Regions from separate parts of the Mus musculus genome. Here region 1 is linked to region 2. Evidence: chromatin contacts called from ENCODE Hi-C or POLR2A ChIA-PET data. All regions are on one chromosome and are shown on one strand. Each heading gives the region's core, a stretch centred on a gene start or an enhancer-like site at or near the end of the contact. The rest is flanking DNA. Distances are from core to core; before and after follow the strand shown.

What was found. Hi-C counts contacts between places; a loop is a spot of excess contacts on that map. ChIA-PET counts read pairs that join two places held with the same protein, here RNA polymerase II (POLR2A).
Region 1: POLR2A ChIA-PET joins it to region 2 with 20 read pairs in Patski. The contact joins the promoter of Zfp677 here to the promoter of Zfp51 in region 2. A Hi-C loop is called at or near these places in 1 of 37 maps with a recorded cell type or tissue (gastrocnemius). POLR2A ChIA-PET finds 5 or more read pairs at or near these places in 1 of 5 experiments (Patski).

Annotation. Positions count from the first base shown.
Region 1 is chr17:21,382,443-21,385,898 of GRCm38, reverse strand. It overlaps Zfp677 (zinc finger protein 677), which reads right to left and starts at 2,151. Exons shown (of 4, transcript NM_172486.2): 1 at 1,879-2,151.
Region 2 is chr17:21,448,780-21,452,058 of GRCm38, reverse strand. Zfp51 (zinc finger protein 51) reads right to left here and starts at 1,685. Exons shown (of 5, transcript NM_009558.4): 1 at 1,638-1,685.

The DNA.
Region 1 (3,456 bases), core at 902-3,401, 67 kb after region 2:
ACTATAAAAGAAGGTATTTCCTTTAAATGTATTGACTATAGACAGTAGTAAAATCTTACTTGGATATTTTATAGAAAGTAATCCTGAAAGTACCAAGGGGCAGCAAAGAGCTGGAAAACACTAAGAGGATCATACCTAGAGGTGATCTCACAGTATATTACAATCACAGCAATGCAAACCACTTGGAATTGTCATAAAAGACAATAGGAGGTATCCTTGGGAAGACAGGATAGACAGAATTTAACTGTCTGTAAGTATAGTTCCCGATTCTTATCAAAACTATTATTTTCAGGAATAGAGAAATTAACACTAAAAGTTAGAGAATGTGCTATAATACCAAAGCCCCCAATCACAAAACAATAAATACACCTAGAGGTATTAATTTTCATCATTTTATAATACATTAAAATCACTGAAGTGGAAACCATTTAATACTGATGAATGTAGACTGGATCAGTGATGTGCATGGAATAAGGACAGCATCACTCACATGCACAATCAAGTAAAAGTTTATTGCCTCCTAAGATCAGTTCTTCTGTAGAAAGTCTTCTCATCTTTACAATAGGATAATCCTGAGGAGATTTTTCTCAGTGGAAGTCTCCAAAATTATTTCTAGTGAAACAGAATGTGGCAAAACTGATTTTATGTCCCACTTCCACATTTACCGGAATCCCTTACCATCCCTTCACCAATCCTCCAACATACCTGGATCTTTAGCCACTGTCTCCTGTCTCTCTAATGTTCTAGGGCACTTGTTCTGCTACACAGGTGAGCAGATGTGGGTGATCAGTGAGCCATGTACATGAGAACGAGATTCATCAGAAAGCACATGGATTTCTACTACAGTACTGTGCTCAGTAGATAAAGAGAGGATTTTATAGTGATATAAATATTTAGAACTCATTTCCATTTAGCATAACTGGAAGCCCACATTCAATCACAACTCAGTTAAAACTGACGGGAAGAAATGGAACTCAATGATTGTGATGACAGCACTATACACTTGTGAGATTCTTAATATAGCATGAACCAAGCAAGACTTTGTCATGCAGGGATCACACAATGCACACTTGTTTTCCAGGACCCTGAAGATGAATAAGGGAGAGAGCAAGCAAAGTATTCTCACGTACAAAAACCAGATTGCTGTAATTCTGCAGTATCCAGTCTCTATATAAAAACCTTCTGACCTTTCAGAAGGCATTCCACCTTTTCCTGGAAGAAGTTCACAGTCACACCACTGTCAAGTATCAACAACAAAACAAAACAAAACAAAACAACAACCTACAGTTTGAACAGTTGTGTTAGTGCACACTTTTGGATTCTATTATATTTGCAGCCATTGCTTTTATGACTAGTATATAAACGCTCTCTAGGGATGCCAAGTCACCAAGTAAGTCCTTGGGTGTAACAGGAGAGTTAGGATGGATGAATGTAAATTTCAAGAGCTTTGTCCTTTTCACCTAAACAAAGTGAACTGCATTTGAAATATCAACAGATAAATTCAAATATTCTAGGTTATTTAATAAGAACATTTGGGAAGCTCCAGGTTCGATTGGCTGTCTTTTCCTGTGCTGCACTGCTGACTCTCCTAGGCTGCAGCCAGGAAACTGTGTCTCCTTTTGTTGTTGTTGTTGTTGTTGTTGTCACTGGGGCTCTGATCTTTAAAGAAGCTCTTCTAAACCCGCCCACTACAACCCCGGTTCTGGTCACGTGGCGCCCACAAACATAGGAAAGGACGGGGCTTTCTTTTCCTTAATTACTTTTGTAGACTCCACTCAACTTTTCTCTTTTCTCCCTCTTACTGGGCCAGGCAGTATCCCCGCCCCCCGGATAACCACCACCAAGACCCTAGTTTCCCAGCCCCGCAGCTCCTCTGACCTGGGAGGTTCCAGACCCGCCGGGCTACGGTTCCCCGGCTGAGCCACAGACTGCTGACTCCAGGATGTTCAAGGCATCTGCGGCATAGGGGAGTTTTTGGGTCCTCACAGGACCCCAACCTGTGTCTTCTATACTCAGCTCCGCACCATTCGATCTCACACGATGCAGACCTACAGCTCCTTCAGGTAATGGGCCCTCGCCATTTGGACTTAGCCTTTTCAGCTCAACTTGTCTGGCCTCACTCAGTGTACCATCTTTTTACTTCACACCTCTAACCACGCCCACTCTATACACTTCCGCAACCACCACCCAATGGACATCCACCTTCTATTTCCGGGTGAGCGGCCCCGCCCGTCCCCGTGGAAGACAGTCCCTCTCACCCCAGCCCTGGCTGTCTTTCCTTAAGGCATTTTTGCCTTAGGGAGGGTCATATCAGTATCTTAGATTTTGAAAAGATTGAGGGAAGTCAGTGGTCAGCCCTTTGCTACTAGTCCCGAGCTGAATTCATCCCGCGATGTACTGCTTTCTCCACTAGATGGTGGTCTTGTCAGTACTGATTCAGAAACAAGTTTGTCTTCTGTGACTCATGCTAAAGGTGCTGTGAGGTAAAACAGATTTCTGGTGGATCCAGAGATTTTCCTTGTCCCAGATGCAGAAAACAAGTAAGGTACATATAGCTCTAGTCCTAAAAAAAGACGTTAAACCAGCTCATCTATAGGTCTGGGAATACTGAGGAAGAAGAGGTGTTAAGAAATAAGGGAAAGAAAAGGAAAGACCATTCTCTAGACTCCATATGATTGTAACCAGTAACCAACAACTGTACTTACAAGTACTAGCTTCACACAAGGCCACAGTCAATCTAGGAAAACTAAAAGGCACACTTTTCCCCTCAGATATTGTCCAAGTGTTGCAGGATATTTGATCACACTGTGAATCTGGGATTGTGCTATCGTGTAGCTCTGCCCTTAACACACACTAATCCCTCTGGCTGGAATACAAACACACCCTTAGTACACCCCTTTAATCCCAAACAATGAAGGTAAAGTTAGTTTGTGGAAGGAAGCTCCCTTGTCTGAAAGTGATGTCTAATTGGTGGGTAGACATAGTGAGAAATCAGAGAAAGATCTGACAAAATAGGATATGCCCAACTCTCATGAGAAGAGGGAGGAAAGAGAAGATATGTAAGGGGCAGTAAGAGAGGAAGGAGGCAGTTTTTATCAGGAGAGTTTTACAGAGACAGGTTGAAGAGGGAACAAGCTACACACAGGTGAAGAAAGAACAAGCCAGAGAGTGAGAAAGAGCCAGAAGATCAGAACATATTCCCAAAATTAGTGTGAAGCCAAGTAGAGGCAATCAGTGGAGGCCAAGAAGGAGAGAAAGCTAGATTGAATCAGTGAGTTTGGAGAAGAGCTTGAGCCAGAACAGCTGAGAAGAACCAGCCAGCAAGAGATTAGAAAAAAACAAAAACAAAAACAAAAACTAAAAATGGTTGAGATTATTCAGCAGCAAGTCTCAGAAGCTGAATATATTCTAGGCCTAGCTTGGATTGTACAGAGGCTAGAAGCATCCAGGTCTAGG
Region 2 (3,279 bases), core at 436-2,935:
AGAATACTGTAATTCTACAACCTCCAGTCTCTGTACAAAGCACTCCCAGCATGGTGCTGACACTGCCCCTCTTTCTGGCAGAAGTCCACAGTCACACTGGTGGCCGTGAACTGACCACAAAATACAAAACAACAGTTTGAATAGTGGTCCTGGTGCACACCTTTAACGCTAGCACTCAGGAAACAGAGTCAGGTGTAACTCAGTGACTTCCAGTCCAGCCTAGTCTACATGACAGGATGAGTTCTGGGCCAGACAGAGGGACACAATGGGTTCAAGCCACAGACAAAACAAACACAGGAACTAAGCCAAACTAAACCAAACCAAACCAAAAAACAGTTTGTGTTCATGGACAAAGTGGTTTTCTAGAACTAAGGAGACAAAATACTTTTGCTGTCTTTTTTCTGATATAGAAGAGCTAAAGTAATTATTTGAAAGATGATTTATAGTACCATCATATACAATATAATACCTTTTCTGTTTTATTTCTTTTTTCCTTTTCCTTCTCCCTCTTCCCACTGACATTTCTCTGTGGTTCTAGCTGTCCTTAAACTCCCTTTATGTACCAGGGTGGCAAGGAACTCCCAGATCCAATTGCCTCAGTTTCCTAAGTGTAGGCATTAAAGGCTTGTGATTAAAGGATTAAAGGGTTATAGGATACAGGGATTAAAGGATTAAAAACTGGTTTATAATGTCCTTTCTAACTGTGAACTGTAGCAGATGTGCAACTTGGTTATCATGTTGGTCCCCTAACAACTGGAGCAGAGGCTGTCTCTGACTCTGTTGACTGCCTTTGGATCCCCTTTCCCTAACTGGGCTGCCTTGTCTAGCCTCAATAGCCTCAGTGCAGTGCCTAATCCCACTGCATCTTGATATGCCAAGGAGGGTGGATATCCACAGGAGGCTTTCCCTTCTCTGAGGATAAAGAGAGGAAGGTGTAGGATAGGGGGAGGAAGGTAGTGGAGGAGTGAGAGACTAGAAGGAGAGGAAGAAGTGATGACAATCACTTCTAGTTATATTTACAACTATATCTACGAAACTCGCAACAAATATACGCTGAGATTCAGTTACATTTCCAGCCATTCCTTTCATGAGTAATAGCTAAAAGCTCTCTGGGGATGTTAAGTCACCAAGTATGTCCTGGGTATAACAGTGGAGTTAGCATGGATGTAAGTAAATTTAAAGAGCTTTATCCTTTATCTCAACAAAGAGAACTGGTTTGCAAACTTCAGTAGATAAACTAAAATATTCTACTATTCTACTATTTTGAATATTTTGGCAATCATTTGGTCAATGAAAAACACATCAGGATTATTTCAGTTTATATGCACTAAAATATATCGAGCCAGCTTACTTATGAACACCAGAAAAACTGATCACGCCCTGCTCTCTTCCGGCCCCTTCCCAGCCCCGTAGCTCCTTTGACTTGGGAGGTTTCTGAGCTATGGTTCCAGCTGCTGTGCTGCTGACTCTCCCAAGATGCCCCGCGCGGCACACGGCTGGCCGGCGTTTTACCTTCCCCTAAATTCCTCCCCGTTCTGCTATCCCAGGTCTACACTACGCGATTCCCTACGGTGCAGGGCCGTGAGCTCTGGACGTGAACAGGTCGTTAACACTTTTGGCTTTGGTTCTCAACTTACCTGGCTTCACTCACCTAGTTTCCCAGCTTCCGCTCACGTCACTCCTCTAACTCCTCCCACTCAACACTTTTCTACACTTCCTGGTAACGTCCAATGTGCTTGCACCCTCCGTTTCCGGGTGAGTGGCCCTGCCCCGCGGAGACCCGTCCCTCCCACTTTGTCTCTGGCTGCCTTCCACACAGGCCCAGCTGTCAGCTCGCCCAGCCTCCCCTCATGCTTGCTGCTAGCTAGACCAGAAGTGGATCTGGTAGGACTTTGCACCCCGATATCTGACCCCCATAGTGAGTTCAGAACCATTTAGATAAATGACCGGAAGCCTAACACCTCCTGGACTTCCAGCCGCTGGAATACATACTTTGTACCAAACAACAACAACACAGGCTAAATTCAGAAGCCCAAGTCCCATCCCCAAAACACAAACATGAGAAGCCAAAAGCAAATCCTAAAATTTTGACTTGGGAGAGACTTTTAAAGAACTTGGAATTTGAAAAGAAATAGGTGTCTCAAGAATTCAGTGGCTCTTTGCTATCCGCCCAGGGCCGAATTCATCCTGTGCTGTACTGATGTTACCACTAGATGGCGGTCTGTCATTTTACTAACTCAGAAAGGAGTTAGTCTTGTGATTTATGCTTAAAGTGAGAAAAACCAATTCTTTCTTTCTTTCTTTCTTTCTTTCTTTCTTTCTTTCTTTCTTTCTTTCTTTCTTTCTTTCTTTCTTTCTTTCTTTCTTCCTTCCTTCCTTCCTTCCTTCCTTCCTTCCTTCTCTCCTCCCTTCCTTCCACCCCTCTATTTATTTATTTATTTATTTATCTATTTATCTCTTTCTCTCTTCCTCCCTCCCTCCCTCCCTCCCTTTTTTCTGGAGTGTTGAATGCAGAGACCTTAACTTGCACAGATGCAAAAAATAAGGTATATGGTTCTAGTCTTAATATAGTCAGTTACTAGTTAGTTCATCTAGCTTGGTGAACACCAAAGAAGAGGTGGTTAGGATATAAGAAGGAAAAGAGGAGAGGATGGGCTAAGACACACTATTCTCTAGACTCCATACAATTATTGTAATCAGTAACCAACAGCAGCTGTCTTTATGTTCACTGGCCTCACACAAGACCACAGTCATTCTAGGAACTGGAACAGCTCACTTTACCTCCCAGAGGTTGGCTATGGATAGATTGTAGGAGAATAATCACTACCTTTAGTTGTCATCTTGTGCTGAGCACATCAGGCTCCAACACATAGCTCCTATCTTACTGGGTCCCTGGCAATATGAATAGAGATGAACACAATCGAGAGGTTTGTTGGAATTGTAAATCAGAAGAGCAGAGTTTTAGGAGTGGAATATGTACTTTATATCAAAAGTATACCAAAATATTGGGCAATACTTGATGTGGACATACAAATGCAATATGCAAGTGTGAAATAGCTAATAATAGAAAACTTGGGGGAGGTCATTCATTCACTCACTCATTCATTTGAGAAAGGTTTTCTTTGTGTAACACAATTATTAATGAAGTGTGCTACCATGCCCAGTTCAAAAAACATTTTTTTAAAAGAAACATATTTATTTCTTTTACATGAGTGCTCTATCTACATGTACACCTGCATACCAGGAGAGGGCATTGGATCCCATTACAGATGGTTGTGA